Linked DNA regions of Homo sapiens: all the other regions are linked to region 3. The links are chromatin loops, found by intact Hi-C in ENCODE. Cell type or tissue: dorsolateral prefrontal cortex. All regions are shown on one strand. Region 1 overlaps CCDC90B-AS1 (CCDC90B antisense RNA 1). Region 2 overlaps DLG2 (discs large MAGUK scaffold protein 2). Region 3 overlaps DLG2 (discs large MAGUK scaffold protein 2).

Region 1 (8,000 bases), 380 kb before region 3:
TCTTGGCTCACTGCAACCTCAGCCTCCCGGGTTCAAGCAATTCTCCTGCCTCAGCCTCCCAAGTAGCTGGGATTACAGGCATGCGCTGCCACACCCAGCTAATTTTTGTATTTTTAGTAGAGGTGGGGTTTCGCCATGCTGGTCAGGCTGGTCTTGAACTCCTGACCTCAGGTGATCCACCCATCTCGGTCTCTCAGAGTGCTGGGATTACAGGCAACTGTGAGCCACCGCACCTGGCCTAGAGTTTCACTTCTAAGAAGCTATCCATAGTAAATAATCACATCTGTAGCTAAGATTTTTGAAAAGGATGACTATTGCAATGTTATTTATAGTAGTGAAAAATTGAAAATAGTCTAAGTATTCAAAAGTGATTAAATAACTTGCAGAAGTGTCCCAATTTGGAATATTATGCAAGAATTTAGTATTTTTAAAAATAATCTTAGTGACAGGAAAATCCTTAATACATGTATATACATAATTATAATTCTGTATAATTCTTATATACAGGATTATAATTATAATTATATACATGATTATAATTCTGTTAAATGATAGGATCCCTGCTTGGGAGGAGCTAACAGGCTAGTGGAAGATACAGACCAGTAAGTGTTATCACAATATTTTACTTAACTTAAGGAATTATTATGAAAAAAGTGGATCTCTTTATATATTAATTCATGTTACTATTATTTATATTAACATAAAGCTCTCTCTGTAACACACATATACAGTGTTGATTATGTTCTCTTTGATGGAAGTGGCAATTAGATCCAGGGATTCTTAATCATTCTCTGAGGCTGGCTGGAACTATATCAAGTGAGTGCAGGAGCTTGGGTCATCCATAATCTACCATGCAGGCCAGAGAAGCATAGGAAGGAAAAGCAGGAATAGCAGATGAAGTGAGTCCAGATAGTATTCAGCTAATAGATACAGCTCCTCTCTGAGACCTCCTAATGCTCCTGTGTATTTTCAGATTCTCCTTGGTTGCTATTGTTTCTTTGTTAAACATCTTAATTTATAAAAATATTTTTCCATAAATTTGTTAATGTTTTCTCATGTTTGTTGAGAGGAATAGAAAAGATGATGCATCTAAAATACTTAGCACTGGACCTGGCATATACAAGCACCCAATAAACAATAATAATACCTGCTTACTCAGAGTTAGGAAATAATTTCCATGGGTGTCTCATGTTTCTGTATGTTTTACAAATGGAGGTCTTCTCTGCCTTTTGTTGTGGCAGTTTTGTATAACGAACAACCTTAGGAAATATAGCATCTCTCTCTGGAGCAAAAGGCCTCATGCTTACTGCCTATTATAAAAGATTTGTGTTCTCATAGGTCAGGGTTCCTCTCTGTAATGCAATGTACTGTACGTGCTCAGGCATCTACGTAGCCCCAGCTGCATCATCCCCATGAACTTGGGGCCAAGGGGAGCTGACACAAATATGCCGATACTCGTGCTGCTCGCTGCACCATCAGTAATTGGGTTCTTTGTTTCTAGCAAGGAGTCTCATATCTTCTACCAGCATCCATGCAACCATGACAGGATAACTTGATAGCCTGCTAATAGGGTAAGATCTCGGACCCTTCACAATATTATTCTTCTCTGGACTTTTAAACATTTTTCATTTTTCCAGTTTTACTTACAGAAATATCTGAGTGCCAGCTAGGTTTAAGGTTAGATGTGAGGAATGTAAAGAAAACCAGTTCAATCCAACAACTATTCAAGTTCTTACTACGTGCAGGGATTTCTGCTAGGATACGCAAGGATTGCAAAGATTTCTGCTCTCCAGTAATTTGTAATATATTAATAACTGAGAGAATAGAACAAGCATTTTAATAGCCTTCAACACAGAGCTTTAATAGGTTAGTGTCATGTAAATGTTAAGAAAATAATAAATCCTATAATTCAGTTGAAGGTTAAATGCTTTTTGATAATGGTTATCAAGAAGAGATAGGATTTGAACCTTAGGGGTTTTAGTTAGTAGAGGTTGTAAGGCAAGGGGTCCAGGAGAGAGGATTGGAGTGAGCAAGTACAATTTACTCATCGCTTTGCTCCTTCCTACTCAGGGACTTTGCATATGGTAAAGCATCACTACTCAACTTGGAGCTCTTTCTCCTCTTTATCTGGCCAATTCCTTTATATCTTTCAGATTCCAGTTTAAATGGTGACTTTTTAGAGTAACTCTTTAAGAAGTCATTCCCACTCAAACAACATGCAGATTTGGTACTTTTGTTATGGACTCATACAGCAACCCAGCCTTCCCATGTCTCTGCACTTAATATTTGTTTTCTCCATTATGGTAGAGACCATATGTGTCATGGTGTCTCCAGTGCTTATCATGCCTGGGCCATAACAAGCTTTTGGTAAGTGTGTGTTGAATGAATGAGTGAATGTTCAAAATATGGTCATAGTTTGGTGAGGAAACTTCGTAGACTGGGGCATAGGAATTATATGAAGACTGGGTGGAATTGGGGTGAACAAAATGAAAAAGGTAGAATAAAAAAGACTAAGGAAATTGAATTTCATACAGTGGACTTGCAGGAGATTTTGAAATTTTTTGAGCTAAAATAGATAAAAATCAGTTTGAATTTCTTTCTAGAAAATAACTATTTGCCATTTGCTAGTGTAGGCAAATGAATCCTTTCCTCTTCCAATGTCTGATGAGATGGCCTGGACATGAGAAATGCTCCCCTGCTGAAAGCAGCCTAGTTTATCTAAATCTCAAAGGCCAACAGGGTAGCAGGGAAGTGGGTCCTGGTTTTTTTCATTGCAAATAACCACTTTTTTTTTTTTACCTTTATAAGCTCCCATTTAAAACACAGCTTACACTCTTTACCAACAACATGTATGAAGCCACTACTTATTTTCCTATTTTCCATTAATTCAAGATAAGTTACTGTTGGTGAGTGGGAGATAAGCAGTGCTGATTTAACAGTAAGCTGATAAATTTACAGGGGAAGGCGAAGATACTTGCCAATTTCTTCAGTGGTTTCCAATTTCATCTCCAGCAATGATACAATTTTTTGAGGCATTTTAATATGTCCAAATCCTCTTGAGGACCCCATTGCTCCAGTACTCTTTCCTCTGATGTTTAGAGGTCTGGGGTCCCAGCTTGGGCACAATTGTATCAGATGACCAGAGATCACCCAGGACTACGACTATAGCTCTGGTGACTTCACGGAGAGAGAATGCAGCCTGGACCACTCACATGTGTCAGTCATTTTCTCTTGGAATAGGTGATGTGAAGGAATCTCGATGTGTTTTAAAGCCTGTGAATGAGGCATTGAGAAAGAGAGAGCTCTGGACCAAATGGGTTTCATTTTCTTCCTTAGCTTACTTGGAGCTCTTGCCACTAGGGGGAGGATGTGAAAAGAACCAAGGACAATTCTTTGCTTCTTTGCTCTCATCTCTGAAGCTGAGTCAGAGGGCCCATTGTCACAAAAGCTTTGTGTAGCTTTATGTTAATTTCACATTTTGCATGGCTGGAAAGTGACTATCAGCCCGTATTCCCTGAAAATCTGGGGAAATTTTTTTTTTCCTAATTATACAGGGAGGCTGGCAATGACACCCGATTCCGAGTTTGCCCATTAAAATAAATCAAAGAAAAGAATGATTAAAAGAATGGTAGAAAAGAAGAAGAAAGAGCTGTCAAAACATTATATACTTTGCAATGTTACATCATAACCTGGTGTCTCTCATCGATTACTCATTTTTTCTTTGAATGACTATTGAACACTATTTATGGTGCCAGGCACTGTGCTAAGCCATGAAGATATAAACATAAAACACAGTCCTGCTCTCAGATTGTCAACAGTCTATTGTAATAAATATTATGATGAAGGGTAGTATAGGCTGCCAAGGGAATGCATAAGAGAGGCTTATATTACCCTAAGCAGGGATCCGTCGGAAGGCATTAGTTTGAAAGGATGTGTGAAAGACAGTTTGGTTAAATGGATTTGGTGAATGGTGGTGTGGAGTACGTTGTGTGGAAAAGGCAACAGCACTTGCAAAAGCCGGGAAGTGTGTGTGAGAGAGCCTGGTTCATTTGGGAATGGAGAGAATGGCTGGAGCAATGGGTTAAGGGTAGGGAAATTCAGAAGGTGAGGTTGGAAAAGGTGAGGCTGGCCTTCAAGGTCTTTTTTACTTTATCCATGAGTAAGAGGAATCACTGAAGGGCATTAGGCTAGGGAGTAGCTTTGAAAAGAAAGGTGGCCAGGCATGGTGGTTCACCCTGTCATCTCAGCAGTTTGGGAGGCCAAGGTGAGAGGATCAGTGGAGCCCAGGAATTTGAGACCAGCCTGGGCAACATAGCGAGCTCCTGTCTCTATAAAAATTAAAAAAAATTAGCCGGGCAATGGGACACATGCCTGTAGTCCCAGTTACACAGGGGGCTGAGGTGGGAAGATCTCTTGAGCCCAGGAGGTCAAGGCTACAGTGAGCCCTGATTGCACCACTGCACTCCAGCCTGGGCAACAGAGACCCTGTCTCAAAAACGAAAACGAAAAAATGAAAAGAAAAGGAAAAAAACCAAAAGGGTGTTTGCCTGCCCTTTGCTGAGTCCTTCAGCGGTCAAGGCTGTGTATTTCACCTAGATTCCCTGTCCTAGGTACTGATCTGGAAAACCCTAGACATCTGCCCCTTTCCTGGTCAGAGAAGACCCCTGGCCTGGCAGAGCCTACAGCTCCAGCCTCAAGGTACCTGATTGGAGAAGTCCTCCTCATTGTATGACTTGGCTGCCTTGGACCTCACTGGGAAAGACTAGGGAAATAGGATTTTGGGGTCTTGACTTTGGAATTCATTTTCCGCACTGGGGTATAGCAGAGCTGAAAAATCTCACTAAACTCTCAGCATGGTCTGTATCCTTCCTGTCTCCAACAACAAGGTGGGGCATTCTTCCTCAAAAATTCTTCACATGTAGGTGTTGCCTCATCTCTTATCTCACACACATGAGCTCATTTGAGCTCTTTGGCAACTCCGTGAGCTGGGTACCATTGCTCCTGTTTCATAGATGGGAAAACAGGTTCAGAAGGCTGAAGTGACTTGTCCCAGGTCACAGAGCAAGTACGTGGTAGAACTCATAATCGATTGTGCTGCACACTGCATAGATAAGTCACCCCTGTTCCTTCCACCAATTTATTTTAACTGGGTACATGGCACAAATTGTGAAATTATGTGTACTCTTAGGGACACATCATCCCTCATCCTCCAAGAAACTGTTAGTACAGAAGTGACAAATGGGTTTCATCTTCATGCCAATACCCTTCAATTGACCGTGGCTGCTTAGAACAAAGTGATGAGTGTTGTGAGGCCATATCTTGGTGCAGCAGTAAAGAATACATGATTGATTGGTAGTATCTGATATGAATGCAGGAGAGAAAGGGGGCAGCACATATGCCATTTCTAGATTATATATTCCCCTTAGGCTGCCATAATCCTGCACTGGCCATGACATTTCCACTGACTCCCACCTTCATCCCAACACCCATTTTGCTCATTTTCTCTTATTCCTTCCCTTCCTTGCTGAAATTGTTCCCACCCATTTAACAATAGCTTCAACTTACTGAGGGTTTAGTGGGTACCAGGCACTTTGCGTATATTATTTCTAATTCTCCAACAATCATGTAAGGTAGGTAGAGACAAAAACAAGACTTAGAGGGGTTAAGTAGCTTGTTCAGGGACATACAACAAGCTGGAATTTCAACCCTGAAGCACATGGAAAACTTTGCATTTTTATAATGGGTAATGAAAACCTTCATATTCACTGTTTGCTTTGAGCCTCACAACAGCCTCGGGAGGTAGTTTTCTGGGTTTGCAACTGAGGGAGCTTGAGGCTCAGGGGAGAGGCGCTGATTATTTAGTGACATAGTCACAGCTCCTGACTCCTACCTCAGGCCTTTTCCTGCTACTACCTTAGGCTCTGGGGAAGAGCCCTTGACTCCACAAAGCTATCTCTTAAGAACTGATCTATACTACTGTGGGGAGAATTTGGGGGCCCTTCATTGATTTTACTCCTGCCAGCCTTACCCTGTTTTCAGCTCTTATCATCAAGAAGGTCTTTCTTTTATTGTTAGCTCTTTGTGTAATTTAGGTCATTTCTTTAAAAAAATTTGTTGAGAAATTCACGTCACATAAAATTAACCATTTAAACGTGAACAACTCAGTAGCATTTAGTACACTTACAATGTTGTGCAACTACCACCTCTATCTAGTTCCAAAATATTTCCATCACTCCAAAGTAAAATTCCTGACCTATTTAGCAGGTTTTTCCCCTTCCCCACTCCTCTCAGCCCCTGACTAACACCGATCTGTGTTCTGTCTCTATGGATTCATCTATTCTGGATGTATCACGTAAATTGAATCATACATGTGACCTTTTGTATATGGCTTTTTTCATTTAGCAAAATATCTTGGAAGTTCATTGTGTTGCAGCATGCATCAGTACTTCATTCCTTTTCATGGCCAGTATTCTATTGCACACAATCAGTACCATGATTTGTTTATCCATCCATTCGCTGATAGACATTTGGGGTCTTTTTACTTTATGGCTATTATGAATAATGCTGCTATGAGCATGTGCATACATGTACTTGTCTGAATATATTTTTTCAGTTCTTCTAGTATCTATGTAGGCGTGAAATTGCAGGGTCATGTGGTAATTTTACATTTAAAAGGCCCACTTCTGTTTGTTTGATCTTACTGGATGTAGATGTACATGTTGATCATGAAGAAAGCCAGCCTTTTCTGAGCTATATAATTTTGACATCTGGCTTTATTTGGGAAACTTTTAAACCAGGGTTACCCATTACAGTTACAGTTTCCCTGAGGGAAACCCTAAAATAGGCATTTAAAGAAATAGTAGTTCTTTCTTATCACATCCATCCTATGTGCCAAGGAGAGTGCTAAGCACTCTTTGGACATGAGTTTTAGTCCCCAGAACAACATTGCCTAATGGTAATTATTATACCCCTTTTACAGATAAAGAAGCTGAAGTCTAAAATGGTTAGAGAGCTTGTTCAGTGCCATGTAGCTTCTAGTGGTGGGATTTGAAGCTTTGGATGTCTGACCCCAAAGAACATCTTTCTGCTACACCAAGCAGTCTTCCTCAAGAACTTTCTAGGCTGCTGCTGTCAGCTATGTTGTTGACCTTTTATGAGAAATTACTAGCCAGCTTTTGCTGTGAGATTTTTTGCAATAAAAGCATAGCATTTATCAGGATCACTTTGATTGGTAAATGCAGAAATCATAAAAGGGGAATATAAAATAATAACTGTATAGGGATAGTTCAGGAAATCCAAAGGCAGTAATGCATGAAGGTCTCAGAAAGGATTGGAAGTGGAGCTTGGAAAGTTTCTAAGAACCAGGGAATTTTCTATCTCCATCTCTTACCCACGCTTCTCTCCGTGTCTGCTGCCTTATTTCTCTACATTGATTGGTTTTCTCTGATATCTAGTGCATGGGATAGAAAATGGTATGCCACAGTGTCTGCATTTATATCTCCCCTGTTCAAGGGAGTAGCCAGCTGAGTCTGGCATCACTTAGTTCCAATTTCAAGTTGCCAGGGAAGGGACTTCTATTGGCTCCACTTAGATTGGTCACTGAACCTTTGACTGAAGACTATGGCTACATAGCAGGTCCACATTATACATTCGTGCTAAGACCATTTGGAGGGAAATGGATTGATAATCCTTTGCAAAATAGGTGAACATTCATTGGTGGAAGACCCAGAGATGACAAAGCGTATCCTCTCCAGCTTTCACGAGAACATCTGTGAACCAGACATGAGAGAATTTGAAATGGAGAAACTGCAATACTCTAAGCTGTTATAGGCAGAGAGGGATGTCTGTGAAACATTGGAAGTAGCCTGTATAGTAGAGGACCTCTGGATAGTGTAGGAAACTTCTAAAGGTGGTACTTGCATCTGGAAGTGGTGTTCTTCTCTCTAGAAGGAGACACATGCAACACTGTTCAGCTCCAGAGCAGCTGCAGAGATGCCAGC
Region 2 (8,000 bases), 150 kb before region 3:
AAGAGTGAGGCTCCATGGGCGTAGAACCCTCCAAGCCAGGCGCGGGATATAATCTCCTGGTGTGACGTTTGCTAAGACCATTGGAAAAGCGCAGTATTAGGGTGGGAGTGACCTGATTTTCCAGGTGCCATCTGTCACCCCTTTTCTTGGCTGGGAAAGGGAATTCCCTGACCTCTTGTGCTTCCCGGGTGAGGCAATGCCTCACCCTGCTTCAGCGATGCCTCACCCTGCTTCGGCTCATGCTCGGTGCACTGCACCCGCTATCCGACAATCCCCAGTGAGATGAACCCAGTACCTCAGTTGGAAATGCAGAAGTGATTTGTCTTCTGTGTTGCTCATGCTGGGAGCTGTAGACTGGAGCTGTTCCTATTCGGCCATCTTCTAACCAGCAACTTTAAGTGTCTGAATTATATATCCCAAAGAAGCAGAGCTGCACAGTTGACAGAAAAGTCACAAAATCTACCCATCAGAGTCTTAGCATATATATATGTATATATTTGTACTTACTATGATGTGAGATGAAATTAAAAATGGTAAAAATGAGAATTAACGATAAATAAATAAAAAAAAGAAGTTTGTTCCTGGGGTTTCTCAGCTCGTAGATTTAAAATAGCAAATTCAGTGTGGGAGGGGGCTGGACTGAGGGGCTGCTCCATACAGCTATCTGCTGACAGTGCCAAGAGAGTACAGCTGAGCACTGTGCAACTAGGCAAGAAAACCCATCAAGTGTGGGGGTCAGGAACTTAAAACACAGTGCAGAGAGAGCAGCCACAGAGGGTGTCTGTAGTATAACTGAGGTCCATAATTATTCATTTAATGACTCCAAGGTGTCAGTCTCAGTACTAGGGGCTGGGTAAATGGTATGGAGTAAGACCCAGATGGGGCCTTTGCAGTGGTTCTGCAGCGGGGTGTACTGTAGAGAAACAGTGGTGAGAGAACTGAGTCTTCCCTAGCACTCAGCAGGTGCAACTCCAAAATTTCCACACAGCAGCCACAACCACGATTACATTGTGGAAGAAGATTTAGTTTTACTAAAGTATCACTAATCACATTAATGCTGTAATTTTGAATTTTATTGTTACAATATACCACTATTACATATATGGTGTTTAATTTGTAAATTTATTTGAACATGATAGATGATATAAGAGCTATAAGGTATTTGCCCCTAATTTTGTGTTTTTTATGTATTTAGGTAACATCATTATAAAAAGATTTAGTCAACACTTGGGGGCATGGGTGCCCAGAAATATTATTTTCTTTAAAAGGGGACCCTATATTCTTCACCTCATGGGATTCTTGTGAAGATTTAATGAGAAAAATTGTTCTATTTAGCAAAAACACCTGGCTTATATGTAATCTTCAAAAAACATCAATTGTATTGTTATCACATTTAAAAAATACTAATCAAAGTCAAATTCTTTATTTGCCAAATGTGAGCTTTGCCTATTACTGCGAAGGGCATAAACACAGAAGTTCAGGCAGCTCATGGGATGAGCTGGGTGATGGGGAGCTTTTACCTGCAACAAAGCAATCATTCCATCCATTGGCAATCGTAGATTCATATCTGTCTTTTTCTGACTGTCATTTGGGCTTAGACTCCACTTCACCTAGAGCCATTAGACTTGGGAGGTGTTCACAGAATCCTTCTCTATGAATAAGGAGTGACCAGGTTTGTCATTCACATTTACCTCATGCCCCAAATTCATTATGGTATTAATTCTTTGGGCAGGTGAGCACAAGTCAATTACAGAGCAAAATGGTGGCTTCTTAGGGCCTTCCAGGAAAAACCACCACATCAAGAGTGTTCAAACAGGACGTGTTAGTAAAATCTTTACAAATGTTCATGAAGTTGTCAAAACATAAAAGGCGAATGGCATATCTGCAAACTTTTTACTTCTTTTCAAGTGAGATAGGCTTTCACTTATATTGACAAGTGCTTGTAATAAATTTGAGACAGTAATTGGAAAAGTTCTCACTTTGTAGTTGTGTCACTCAGATTTCTCAGAACTCTGTGAATGAATGGAAACTGCATTACGGTTATCACTACTAACAAATAAAAGATGTTTCTCATAGCTTCCCCATTGTTGCCTATGTATACCAATAGCCCTGGAGTCATGGAAATTATTTTTCTCTTTTTCTCTTACAGGGATTTCAAGTGCACAGAAAGGGAAAAATCATAATCCTTAGTCATGATATACCTTTCATTGCTCATGCTTTCACATTAGGTGGCAGGTTCATGGTGCTTACTGCGTTGTCATAGATAGAAAGATAGCTAACTAGCTAGGTAGGTAAGTAGGTAGGCAGGTAGATAGATAGAAAGACAGACAGACAGGTAGGTAGATAGGTAGGTAGGTAGATAGATAGATAGATAGATAGATAGAAAGAAAGACAGACAGGTAAGTAGGTAGGTAGATAGATAGATAGATAGATAGATAGATAGATAGATAGATAGAGTGGGCTACACATGGATGTTTTTCTTGAGAGGTATACTTTTGATTTGACTCAATAGCCTTCATGCTATGACTCTTGTGTAGCTCGCATCTTAATGAGGTAAGTTTAACCCTCTTACATGTCCCACTTTACATAGGAGTAACTGGTCTGTCTCAGATGACACAGCCAGTGGCATAGCTGGGATGGCAGTACTAAGTTTGTTGACTGCCTAAGAAGAATAGATCATGTATCGAGACTGCCAACTTCAAAGGAAATCCAAATGTTTGCCAGACCATTTAATGTTTGCCAAGAGCATGGGCAAAGGCTCAGGCGTCCTTGTTTTCCCCCAGGCCCTAGAACAGTGCTGAACATGAAAGACGTCTTGTAAACCTTCACAAATTAAATGGAACTGTATACTAAATAAATATTCATGGACCTCCAAAGAACAGTGTCTGGCTGTGTGACTGCACACAGGTCACTTATTTCCTCTGACCCTGCCTCTTTATTTATCAAATGGGTAAGGTACAAAAGTGCTTTGCAAATACAAGGACTTATTTTCCAGTATCCACAAAGAATTTTAGTCCTGGGGGAGAAGTGGATTTATCACAGCCAGCTTTCTGGTTTTAACCTGGCAATCAATCTAAAATTAGTTTCAATTTTAAAAAGTTTACTTTAGTGACAATTTTTTTTATTCTGACCTGGGTTGGTTTTCAGTTTAATTTGGTGGTTATTCCAGTATCATGTATAAACTGCCATTGATTTCTGATAACACGTAGCAATTACTTAATGCTGCAGACTTGATTTACCAGGTAAGGCAAATGTGTTGGAGTGAGGTGTTGGTGAGATGCCTGCTAGAGGATAGATTTAAAAGCATACATACAATTTTAATTTCCGGTCTGGACTCTGCCAAGTTTATTTCCCTTCCACTGTCCTCCTAGTGGGCAGTTACTTTGCACCATTCGCCTTTTACCCCTTCTCTACCAATTCTATTCAGGGTCCCCCACATGTTCATGAATGACATTTTTAACAGTCTCCCCTACATGCCATTGCCATCTGTGGGCTCCCTTCAATTCCTAGGATGTAGGCTCTATGATTTCTCCCCTGAGTCATCCCACCGTCCTTCCCTAGGTGTCTCCCTACTCCAGTCCCTCCCAAGTCCCCACCATCCATCCTCCCAGCAAGAGTCAACCTCTTTATTTACAAACACAGCCTGTCACTCCTCCATCCAATAACCTTGAAGGGCTCCCCAGTACCCAAAGAAGAGCCTCTTCAAAAATTTTAAAGGAATACTTAATGCCCTCTGTTACTGGGCCTCAAGCTATGTTTACAACCTTACCACTGCCCCATTGTGTGTGCCCATTGAATGGAATACTCGCTGGTCACCAGATACCCTCTATTCGTTTACTTTTGCTCCTGCTGTTTTCTAAGTGTTAAAGTGCACTTACTCCTCACAGAGTTAGCTAAAATGCTACCTTTTCTTCGGACCCTTTCTTAATTGCTCTCACATGGAGTAGGCTCTCCCGCCCATTTGAATACCTGTTAAGACTCTATTCATGTTTTGCTAAACTTTTTTGCCTTATGCTATAGCTGTGTGTATATGTATGTGTGTGGTGTGTACCAAAAGAAAGTCTTGGGATGGCAGAGGTGGGGTCTTATTCATCTACGTCTCCACCCAGTGGCCAGAGCGGTATCCAGTGCATACAGGAAACTCAAAACCTATTTATTGAAATAAAAGGAAGTAACACTCAGATCAAGAGAACCTTCCTCTAAAGGCAACAATAAATTATTTGGTTCTGCATTCACAACCTATAGAAAAAAAAAAAGTGATCTGTGCCTTCTAATTTACATGATTTTTCTCCTAATACACCATGTTCTTTCTTCTCACATTATTTAATTCAATACTTATTGGTTGAGTGCCATGAACTATTTTAGGCCCTAAATAATTCATAGTCCTGGCCTTCAAGGAACTTGCTATCTATTCTCCAGAGTTTATTATTATAGTTGAAAAATCACATCTCAGAAAGAGAAGCTATTTGCTCCAGGTCATGTAGTCAGAAAAGTTAAGAATAGGATAGTCTAATTTTAGAGCCCCCCCCCCCTTTTTTTTTTAATCAAAATGCAAGGTAATTAGGTATTTTTATAAATATTAAGAACATATTGGAAGCTGTTGCTGAAACTCTTTTCAGATATTACACGTGCTATTATTTTTTAAAAAAACCTTTTTACCCACATATAAACACAATGTATAGTTAAGAGGCAAGATATACTCTTTTTACTTGCTAAGAGTCTGGCAATAATTACCATAGTGAGCAAGTCAGATGACTGGACATTCACTTCTGCATCTTTATCTTTCAGTGTTGATGTTTTAGCTTTGAGATAGTTAAAAACTTTTGCAAAGTGAAACCTGCAAGCTCAACGGTATGACTGTAGGCCTATTACTACAGAGTCAGATGAAAGGAAGTCCTATAGTGAATCAGAATTTATTCTTTAATAATTCCCAAAGTAGAAATGGGTTGAGCTAAATTTTCTGAATAATACTTACCTTGAATTAATGATGAAAAGAAGATTTAACAAAAGCTCAGTGTTATCTGATAAAACTATACTTGTTATTTATATTACATAACCACATATTATACAACTCCTATTTATATTACTTTAGTCTTACCATCAGTACTTGAATGGATAGAATTAGCTATGCTACTAACATCTGGAATTAGTTCATATGTAAAAATCTTCTAAAGAATCAATTATTTTGATTTGCTTGCACAATAACAATATGTAATGCAGGGCCCAGCTCTGCCACTTACTAGCTGTAGGAGCTTGGGTAATTTATCTATCCTTTCTTAACTTCAGTTTTCTCATCTGCAAAACGGGCATATTTATAATATTTACCTCACAGGGTTACTGTTAGGAGCAAATGAGCAATGGTTATAAAAATAATATGTAGAAAATAACAAATCTACAGATGTTCAGAATAACTGGTATCCTAAATGAGATGCAATGGTTCTCCAAAGCAGTAAGCACTGATCAAGTGTGTTCTTCTAGAAATTCCTGTAGGTAGCTACACAAGATAGCAGAGAACTCAGAAACCATCTGGATTTGCAGCCAATGGCAGGGGCAGGGGGCGGGGTTTAGAATCAGTCCTGCTGCCAAGCTCCATCTTCCTGCCCATTAGAGTCAGCCAGTGGTAACTTCTCTCCCCAACTAAACAAGCACAAGGTCAAAAACACCGTATGCAAATGCACACAGGGCAGTTTTGGCAACTCTCCCTTCTTCCTCTGTGCAAAAGGAGATTTGGAATCTAAAGAAAAGAGTAGTGTTAGGAAGTTGCTCATTCTAGCCTTATAAGGGTGAGAGTTTAAGAGGTATGTGCTTGTGGGTAGGGGTGGGCAAAAGATAGACTAATATTTCTTAGTACTTTACATATATTGTATCTTTTAATATGATTTCTATTTTCACATATTAGGCTTAGATAAGTTATGATAATTGATAGGAGTTGGTTATTCTGTCTGATTCCAAACTTTTCCACTGTGCCTGTGTATCTCAAATTAGTAGCATGCCTAACAAAATCTCTGGGGAGCTTGTTAAAATGCAGCTTTCCTGCCCCCATCTCCAGAGATTCTGATCCTGCAGGACAGGGGTTGAGCCTGCTCACCTCCATTTTTAATAAGCACCTCAGCTGATTCTGATGTAGATGCTGCAGGATACACTTTTTTTTTTTCCTGCTGAAAATTTTCTGGTTTCTTCTCTCCACAGCTACTCTATGGTCCTGGGTCAGGTCTTTTCCATGTCTTACCTGAATTACTGAAATGGATCCCTGCCCTCTGGGGCTGCCTCCCTCTGGAAATTTATTTCACACCACAGCAAAATGATCTGCTAAATTCTAATCTAACCTCTGCTGAATTCCTCCCAAGGCTTTCCACTGCCCTCAAGATGGAGGACCTTCATGACCTGGTTTCCAACTTCTCTGCGTTATCTCTGGACACTTGAAGCTTTGTACTTATGCTTTGCACTTACGTAATATTAAGCTTCCTTGGCTTCCCTGAGCACACCGGGCTGTTTCCTGATTTCTGCCAACAACACTCTTTTCATCTTTTTACACCTGATTAGATTTTACTGATTCTTCAAGGCTCATTTTGAACGATATCTCTTTTAGAAACTGAAATATATTGTAAACATGAGTATGTGTGTGTGTGCACTGTGAACAGATTTTTCAGTTATAAATTATAATACATTTTGTATATAAGGTTGCAGATTAACTTGACAGTTTCAATGGCAGTGCTTTGTGGACCCAAGTGGCAGAAATGCCTGTGCACAAAAATACATAAGGAATGTAGTTTATTCTCCACGCCATTCCACAGAATAGCAGTTTCGTCATCAGCAACTTGAGACAAATAGACTATGAGGAATACATAAAATAATATGAACTTTTTCATCCCAAAATGTTCCTTGAGTTCCATCGGCTTTCAGGGTTTACATAGGACACACCTTAACATGTCTCAGACATGGAGACTTGACTGGGGTTTCCTCTGAGAACCATTTTCAGAAAAGCCACTAGCACATCTTGATCAGACAGTTATCTGTGTGCTGGCTCAGGTGGTTCTCAGTGGACAAGGGAACTCAAGGTTTGGATAGATGTGATTATCACATTCAAAAGAAAACATAACAAGTTATAAAGTGTCTCCACGTTGGGCTATTGAAGCTGCAAAATTCCCTGGACATATGCCTATCTTTGTTCTTTATACATAAAAATATAAGACCAGTTAAAACCACACTGCATGCAGTATAGGGAAAGAATCCGAGAGGAAAGGTGAGCCAGGAAGACCAGTGAGGAAGGTGTTAGAAGGCTTGGAATAAGAAAAGTAATAACAAAGACATCAAAGAGTAGCCTCTTCTGAGTTTATTCACCTTGAGGGCAAAGCCTGCCTTCCTGATGCCCCCTGGAGTGCAGCAGTATGGCTCTCCTTCCACCTCTCCTCCATGGATCTGTAGATCACCTCTGGACATTTGAGATCTTTGCCTGGCTCTGGCCATTCCAAGACCGGCTCCATTAAAGAGCTTTCTTTCGAGGGCAGTAATGACATTTCTTTTGTCAAAATGTCACTTTGAAGCTGTGACAAAATCAATCCCTATAACTCACTCTGGTGAAGCAAATAAAATTCCCATCTTGCTAACGAAATACTGACTGTCACATTGATTTTTTGATAAGTGACACAATAGTAGGCTCTGCTACCAGCTCTTTGTGTGTCCTAGAGAAATGAGTCTCAGTTTCTTCATTTGTAAATTAAGTCAATGGCCATATGGAAAGTTCTAAGAATCTATGAAATAGAAATGAGATTTCTCAATGCCAGCTGCAGTTTGATTTTGGGAGTTTGCTATCAACCTATCCCTGTAGCTTCTGCCCCATCCCCTCTCTCATAATCAACATCTGCTCTTAAAGGGAGCGTAAGGCTTTGGAAAAGGAAATAGAATATTACTAGGAACAGTCGGGACAAATGTCCAAGGATGATAGTCCTCTCTGATCTCTTTAGAAATGGTTTCCTATTTTGCTTTCCTATTGCCACTTT
Region 3 (8,000 bases):
TCACAATGCTGGTAAGTGAAGGGGGCAAAATTCAAAGCCTGGGCTTTGGCCTTCTGTGCTAGTTCTCATCCAACCTCTAAATACAGAGAAAGAATGGAGTCCCTTTCATTCCCTCTCCAACAGATCTTAAACAACACCATACTCTCATTCCAGCCCCATTTGCCTTGAGTCTGTGATCTTCTTCCAAACCCAGGCATACACCGGAACTGGCCTGGGCAAACTGCGATATACGGTCAACGCTTTATCTTTCCTTAGGCATGTTTGCCTTTGAATAATTAAAGTTGTATCTATTCATAGACATAAGCCAAGACAATGAAATATATAAAAATATGAATAAAGGATATTTATTTTAAGGAAGAATTTCTTAAAATATGCTTTTGTCTTCTGTCTACAATGAAGTTTAGATAACCTTTTCTTAGTGTATCCAATGAGTTTTCAAGTGCATTTTTCATTCATTTGCCCTTTGAAATGGACTTATTACCATTTAATGGTGATAAGCAAACTCTGTCCTACCTACGCTTATTATAGCTGTCTAAGGATATGACATTCAGATTGACATGCATTCCTGGAGGGTGGTGAATATGCAGCTGGCATGATGTTAATAGATTTTCTCATTCACTTGTAAACAATTCTGTTTTTATTTCTGCCGATCCCAAGGTTTGGATTGAACTTTTGTTTTCTAGTCTTAAAGGAGGAATTTCATGTGAGCTTCACAAATACTCATTACCTGAATATAAAGGTCTCAGCACGGTAGTTGGTCCAAAAATGCAGCCAGCTTGTTCAAACTCCTTTTCAATTCAGAAAGCCATGCTAAGGAAATTAGTGATGTTCTCTTCAGAGGTGGCTAACTTCCTTCTAGTTGGTCTAGGTCTTGCTACTAATCATGTACAGAAATTAAAGGAAGAGGCCGGGCGCAGTGGCTCATGCCTGTAATCCCAGCACTTTGGGAGGCCGAGGCGGGCGGATCACGAGGTCAGGAGATTGAGACCATCCTAGCTAACACGGTGAAACCCCGTCTGTACTAAAAATACAAAAATTAGCTGGGCATGGTGGCAGGCGCCTGTAGTCCCAGCTACTCGGGAGGCTGAGGCAGGAGAATGGCATGAACCCGGGAGGCAGAGTGCAGTGAGCCGAGACCGTGCCACTGCAGTCCAGCCCGGGCGACAGAGTGAGACTCCGTCTCAAAAAAAAAAAAAAAAAAAAAAGAAATTAAAGGAAGAGGGAAATGACGGCCCCTGGCTGCCAGTCACTTTGCAATTTTCTGGGGAAATGAAGTAAAAAAAAAAAAAAAAAAAAAGCAGAAACAAAAACAAAGAAACCAAACAAACAAAATGAGGGCACTCAGGCTGATGTTCATGGAAGCAATGGCTATGTCTGGCATCACAGACGTGGTGGATATTGAAGCAGGGTCAGATTTATGTAGAAACAAGGTAGAATGGAGGGCTTTCAGACTGATGCATAAAAATATCCAGTTGTCAATTTGCCAAGAAAATCTATTTTCAATTCTTCCTCTCCAGGCTCATCTACCACTCTTCTCTGCAAAGACAACACATTTTATAGCTTAAGAACAAAAAGCTATCAGTCCCAGGACACATCTTGCTGTTTCATAGCTCCATACTTTTGTATAGGCTGCTCATTCTACCTGGGATAGCCTTGGTTCTTTAAAATACTGCAAAGACATTCAGAGAAGTTTTTCTTAGCCCTACTAAGTAGAGGTAATCACTGTTTTCTCTGGGTTACCTCTGTACTTTTTTAACAGTAATATAATTGTACTCATATGCTATTACTGTAATTTAAATTACAATAAAATGGAAGAAAAACTATATATACACACACACATGTATATATACACACATGTGTATGTATATATGTATAAGTATATATGTATGTGTATATATATGTGTATATAAACACATATATATGTGTATATAAACACATATATATGTGTATATAAACACACATATATATGTGTATATAAACACACATATATATGTGTATATAAACACACATATATATGTGTATATAAACATATATATGTGTATATAAACACACACACACATATATATATATATATATTTTTTTTTTATGATAGACTATGAGCTTCTAAAGCCCAGGAACAGTTATTCGCTCAGCACCAAATTACTAGTCCCTGGTAAAACTCAGAAGGCAATACATGTTTGCTGAGTTTAATGAAATCTACAGGCAGCAAAAATTTCTTCTTTATTTTATGGCCAAAGAATTTCCTGGCCCATCAAAATGCTCTATTGGAATATTTTCCCAATCCTGAGCTTGTACTAATTGATCTGTTTATTCACTGAACCCCTGCTACTGTGTGCCAGGCAGAGTATTATGTTAGGTCCCAGGAATACAGTAGTGGGTAAAACAGTCCTGGTCCCTCTCCTCATGAACCCCCTCTCCCTACTCACACTCTTTCAAATTACTCATTCCTATTAATTTACTGCAAAATAATATTCGCACCTCTAGCAATAACTTTTCAATTCAGAAGGCCACATATAAAAGCAAATTGATACTGAGTATGTTTCTGCTGAAAAGTCTATAAAGAAACATTCTAGGCTGCTGTGTCTCATGGAAGGTGTACTCCATCTTCATGAATACATATATAGATGTATGTATTTCTGTCTACATGTACATTTCTATGCCAATGTATACATATATTATAGATATGCAATACACAATTAAGGCTCACAAAAGAATACAACCCTCTTATAAACAGAAGGATCCCTTGACCTTTCAAACTTAGGTCCACTTAATTAAAAACGAAGCATAATTTGTACCCTTAATATAATGGCCTATGATTTTCAAGTTTAACTATTTTCATGTTGATTGCTATGTTTTGACTCTATTTTGAAGGGACCACAAGGGTGTTTATGCCCTGAAATAAAGAGGAACAGACAACTTTTCCAACCCTGAAAAACAAAGGAAAAAATTTAAGACAAACAAACATGAAAAGCTATCATGTATTTCTCTGCACCCAGAACAGTGCTAAACATAAAGTAAGCACTAAATGAATACTTTCTAGATAACTGAATAAATGAAAGAGCAAACACTTGCAATTATGCAGTTCCTCGTTAGGACAAGCCAAAGGAAGAGCTATGGATTTAAGAGGGAAAGATAGTTTAAAACCAAATCTTGACCCAAATGGTGAAAAGATGATTATCTGAAAATAATTTTAATCTTATAGCTATGCTTTAAATTCTTTGGTCTCTTAGCTCTCAGAGCAGTGATGTATACTGTGGTGGGTGCAATATCACATCTACCTAACTCAACCAGCTTATCCAGCTGAGGACAGGCATCATAAATATTCCAGTGAGTTCCATGAGGATTAGGAGTAAACAGATGTCTAGTTCACCTCTGCATTTCTCAAGAGTCTTGCCAAACTCTGTAGACTTTTCTCCAGTTAATGTGCTTTTATCATTTCCAGGCTTCTTCTACGTGTTACAAATAGAGTGGATGCTTGTGGTGGTAGGTGACAAGGTTCCCAGGAGAAGGTGAAAGCAGGAAAAAATGTCAACAAACATCTACCAAGCACCCACAGGTTTCAGGCCAAGGCTAGGTTCTGGACATACAGAAAAAAAAAACCCATCACTGGTGACTCTATATATGGAGTCTCAATACTTCTTGGTCACCATGATAGGTTTTGGTATACATTGTCCTTATTTGCAATTTAATATCAGGAATTTTATCTCTACCACAGAAGAAAATGAATACCTTTGGGCTCACTCACAAGCACATATTCATGAAATTTTAAGATGTAAGAAAATTCATTGTGTTGTCATAGATGAAGACATTTCTTTAAAAAAAAAAACCAAAACACAAAAAAACCCAGCAATTCCATCTGGTCTGCTAAACAGGTTCTCTTGGGAACATCATGAATGTTTTAATAAATTTATCTCATTGCATTGCTCCTGGGTGGGTAACTAAGAACTCTGAAGGACAGATATATTCCCAAATTCTTTCTCAGGCAAATTTTTGGGCATGTACATGTTAACATTAGAAGGGAATCTAAGTAAATTGATATTTCCAATAATAGTATACTACTATGAAGTGATTTGATTAAAATATTCTCCTTAAAAATAAAAAGGAGGCAAACTTTTGTTTCTATAAAGAAACATTCTAGGCTGCTGTGTCTCATGGAAGGTGTACTCCATCTTCATGAATACATATATAGATGTATGTATTTCTGTGTACACGTACATTTCTTTGTACATATTATATTTAAAAAGTAGATTCAAATAACCCTAATTTAATTTTTAAAAATTTTAAACACAAGGAAAATGTTTTCCTTTATATCTTCCTTATCACTATGACAACTAAATGGGTTTGGTACAATGCTATCTTATCCTAATTAAGAACATGGCCCTGCAACGTGGTATTCTATTAATATTAAATGAAAATGTGTGAATTATCTAGTTTTAATTAGAGTGCTGCATTTATGGCTTTCCGTTGTGAGCAAATGCTGTGTGGTATATAGAACATAAATTGAGATTTATTTCTTAAGAATTAGATGAATGTAGGGGAAATCAACGTGAACCCACACTGCTTGAATCACACATCCTGATGTAGAGTCTGTATCGATTCATTTATCTTTTCATCCTTCTACCCAATACTATTGAGCCCCTCCTATGAGCAGTCAATGGAAGGACAAAGAAAAATCTGTCCTTACTAATGAGCTCCCTCTGGTGATAAGATCCACCAAAACAGATAATTATCATATAATAAGATAAATGTAGTTAAAGAAATAAGCTGTGAGTATTTGGGATATAGCAAGAAAGACCCAACTGGTGGGGAGGAAGGGAAGAGAAACATCTTTCAGAAGGACAATTAATCAATAAATAAATAATGCTTATTTATTTTTTGTTTCATCAATATCCCTACTCCCTTTCCCTCTCTTGTATTATTTTGAGGCAAATAATTTCATCCATGCCTATGTCAGCGTGTAGCTCTAAAAGATAAGGGTGCTTGTTTTTAATATAAGCACAATACAATTGTCACATCTCAAATATTACCAATAACTTTTCACCACATATATAATTGATGTCCAAATCTCCAATTGTCTCATTGTCATGACTTGTTTTACCATTTATGTTTTGTTTGAATTGAAATACACAAATGTTCATTGCTTACAATTTGTTACTTTTAAGTGTTTCCCCTATGTCTCTTTTTTCTTTGCCAATTATTTATTGAAGAAGCCTGAGTTTTAAAGAATGAATGGAGGGTAAGACAAATAAAGGGGAAGGGAGTAAGGAAGGAAATCTAGAGAAATGGGACACCAGGAGAAAAAAATGTTGTAGAAACATTGAGGCCTTCCTTGATTTCCCTTCCTTCCCTTCTTTCCTTTCCTTCCCTTCCTTCCCTTTCTTCCCCTTCTTTCTTTCTTTTTCTTCTTCTTTTTGATGGAATTTCGCTCTTGTTGCCCAGGCTACTGCAATGGTGCCATCTCAGCTCACCGCAACCTCTGCCTCCCGGGTTCAAGTGATTCTCCTGCCTCAGCCTCCCAAGTGGTTGGGACTACAGGCACCACGCCCGGCTAATTTTGTACTTTTAGTAGATACAGGGTTTCTCCATGTTGGTCAGGCTGGTCTCAAACTCCTGACCTCAGGTGATCCGCCCACCTTGGCCTCCCAAAGTGCTGAGATTGCAGGTGTGAGCCACCGTGCCCGGCCTCCTTGATTTTCTTAAACATGCAAACTCTGTGAGCATACTTACTTATTTTGGGAAGATTGCTCAGTGTACTCCTAACAATACTCTTCTCTATATATCTAGTAAATTCCTGTATCATCTTCTAGTTCAGCTTCAGAAATTCTTCCCCACCTTTTCTATCTCATGTTGTCTCCATCCTCCTTTGAAGGATGTATCAGCTGGCATTTATCAACCAGTATTTTTGGTGTGTTTGTGTTGAGGCATCATGTGAGATGCTAGGCATATAGGGATGAATGAAATCAAATCCCTGTCTTCAAGAAACTCTCAGGCTGGATGCGGTGGCTCACGCCTGTAATCCCAGCACTTTGGGAGGCCGAGGCGGGTGAATCACGAGGTCAGGAGTGTGAGACCAGCCTGACCAACATGGTGAAACCCGTCTCTACTAAAAATGCAAAAAAATTAGCTGGATGTAGTGGCACACACCTGTAGTCCTAGCTACTCGGGAGGCTGAGGCAGGAGAATCACTTGAACCCGGGAGTCGGAGGTTGCAGTGAGCCAAGATAGCGCCACTGCACTCACTCCAACCTGGACGACATAGCAAGGCTGTCTCAAAAACAAAACAAAGCAAAACAAAACAAACAAAAAAAACTCTCTGTGAGGTATTTTAGTAAGAAATGAGGCAATGCCTATGTTTTGGACTAAAAACATATATTTGTCCATATAATTTTTAGTCATGACAAACACATGCTCATTGTTGTGCAGGGCATAACTGGAGAGTTTTTTAAAAAAGCAATATTTGCCACAGAATCATTAATAAATAGGCTCGCTCTTTCAGTTTCCATTTAAAGATGGAAAGCAACACTTTGTCAATAGGCTAAACATTTTGACTGTGTTTTATTGCTTTTTCTAACGTCCTATGTTATGAAAAGGTCATGAGAAGACTAATGTTGGAAGATCAGATAATCAAATTATAATGAGTTTAGCTAGTACCCTATGGCTCACATTTTACTCTTTATGTTGCTAGTGGGGCAACTGAAGCAAGCAAGACAATAATGCATTATCCTGTAATATTTTAAAATGAGGTTGTTGATGGTAGAAGGCCCACTAGCACTTTTTTGTTCGATTAAGGGGCTGCCAATATTTCCTTGGGTTTGCTACTGGCCCTTACAAGTAGAAAGATACATCTTCATATTCACCATGCCAGCACCTAATACAGTGTCTTGAACATTGTGGGAAATGGTGGGTATCATATGTGCTGTCCTGCTACTTTCCAACTGTGTGAACAAGCCTCATTTTCTCCTCTATTTTTATAGTGCTACTGTGAGAAGTAAATGAGATAACATGTATTCAGTGCTTTGCACACAGCAGCAGTAAACAAATGGAGAATTTTGTTATTATTTGTTAAGTAAATGAATTTTAAAAATTGTACATTCTGCCATTGTCTTTTACTCCTTTACCTCTGCCCTATCCAAATCCCTGACCTGTCTTTCCAGACAACCTCAAATATCTCCTTTACCACTTTTTAAAAACTCATACATGGCTGCCTTAAACATCTTAATACTTAGTTACACATTGTTTCTGTGTCTAAATGTTATTCTCCCTAATTGTAGCCGTAAGTTCTTTAAAAATAAGATGAGTATTACATAGAAGTGATGTCAAAATATTTACAACTAGCTGTGCCAGGTATTAATGCTTTAGTTGCTCAATCATGGAGATGTGTGAGAGTCCTAGGGAAGGGATTCAGGGGTTCCAGTGTGAAGCAGCTTGTAGAGGAGCACTCAGCGGGCCCAGGGTAGAAGCTCTTTACTAACAAGAATATATTTCAATATTTTAAGAAGCAGAAGCACTGCCTGCAGCCAGAATATTAGTGCTGGCATCTTTGATACTTCTTTGGCATCCTCTATTTGTCAGGAACTCAACACACTTACTGATAAGGTAAGAAATTCATCCAAGGAACAGTTTCTCTATTTGTACAAGGAAGCCACAAAACAAGACAAAGAAGATTTTATCTGGTTTGTGCTATGGGGAAATGAAGTTATGCCATAGTAATAATGGTACCTTTTAATGCTTATATGACATATGACATATGTGCTTTTAAATAAACATTATCTGTCACCCTTCCACTATTTTTAGTTGCTTCTTTCTCTGCACTGAAGAACTGTCTAATCTGAAGAGGAAGAAGCCAGTGCCCTGGGAAGCATTTCCTACCTGGTCACTGCACCCTTCTCTGACTCAAGCATGTTTTCTGAGTGAAAACAGAAGTCTTGGGCTCCTCAGTGACACAGCTAGGCTGGGAGCACTTACTCATGCCTGGATGCAGGTTTTATGAACAGATTTTA

The links. Hi-C counts contacts between places; a loop is a spot of excess contacts. Peaks named below come from ENCODE experiments on the same cell type or tissue, not always from the same donor. Only the 100,000 strongest peaks of a DNase experiment are listed, where the experiment ranks them.
Region 1: a loop joins it to region 3, with 5 times the contacts of the local background. A loop is called at or near these places in 12 of 110 quality-filtered maps.
Region 2: a loop joins it to region 3, with 4 times the contacts of the local background. A loop is called at or near these places in 7 of 110 quality-filtered maps.

The regions. Positions count from the first base shown.
Region 1 is chr11:83,289,785-83,297,784 of GRCh38, forward strand. The region is part of intron 1 of CCDC90B-AS1 (CCDC90B antisense RNA 1); the gene reads left to right. Among named protein-coding and RNA genes, the nearest start is that of CCDC90B, 7.4 kb to the left of the region's middle. In dorsolateral prefrontal cortex, CTCF peaks have their summits at 3,355 (motif pointing right) and 3,560; a DNase peak (open chromatin) is centred at 3,407; H3K4me3 peaks cover 1,116 bases; H3K27ac peaks cover 1,318 bases.
Region 2 is chr11:83,518,284-83,526,283 of GRCh38, forward strand. All of the region lies in intron 21 of DLG2 (discs large MAGUK scaffold protein 2), which reads right to left. Among named protein-coding and RNA genes, the nearest start is that of DLG2-AS2, 120 kb to the right of the region's middle. In dorsolateral prefrontal cortex, a CTCF peak has its summit at 3,517; no DNase peak of the experiment used is centred here; H3K27ac peaks cover 1,029 bases.
Region 3 is chr11:83,666,793-83,674,792 of GRCh38, forward strand. All of the region lies in intron 18 of DLG2 (discs large MAGUK scaffold protein 2), which reads right to left. All of the region lies in intron 6 of DLG2-AS2 (DLG2 antisense RNA 2), which reads left to right. Among named protein-coding and RNA genes, the nearest start is that of DLG2-AS2, 33 kb to the left of the region's middle. In dorsolateral prefrontal cortex, a CTCF peak has its summit at 4,715 (motif pointing left); no DNase peak of the experiment used is centred here; H3K27ac peaks cover 272 bases.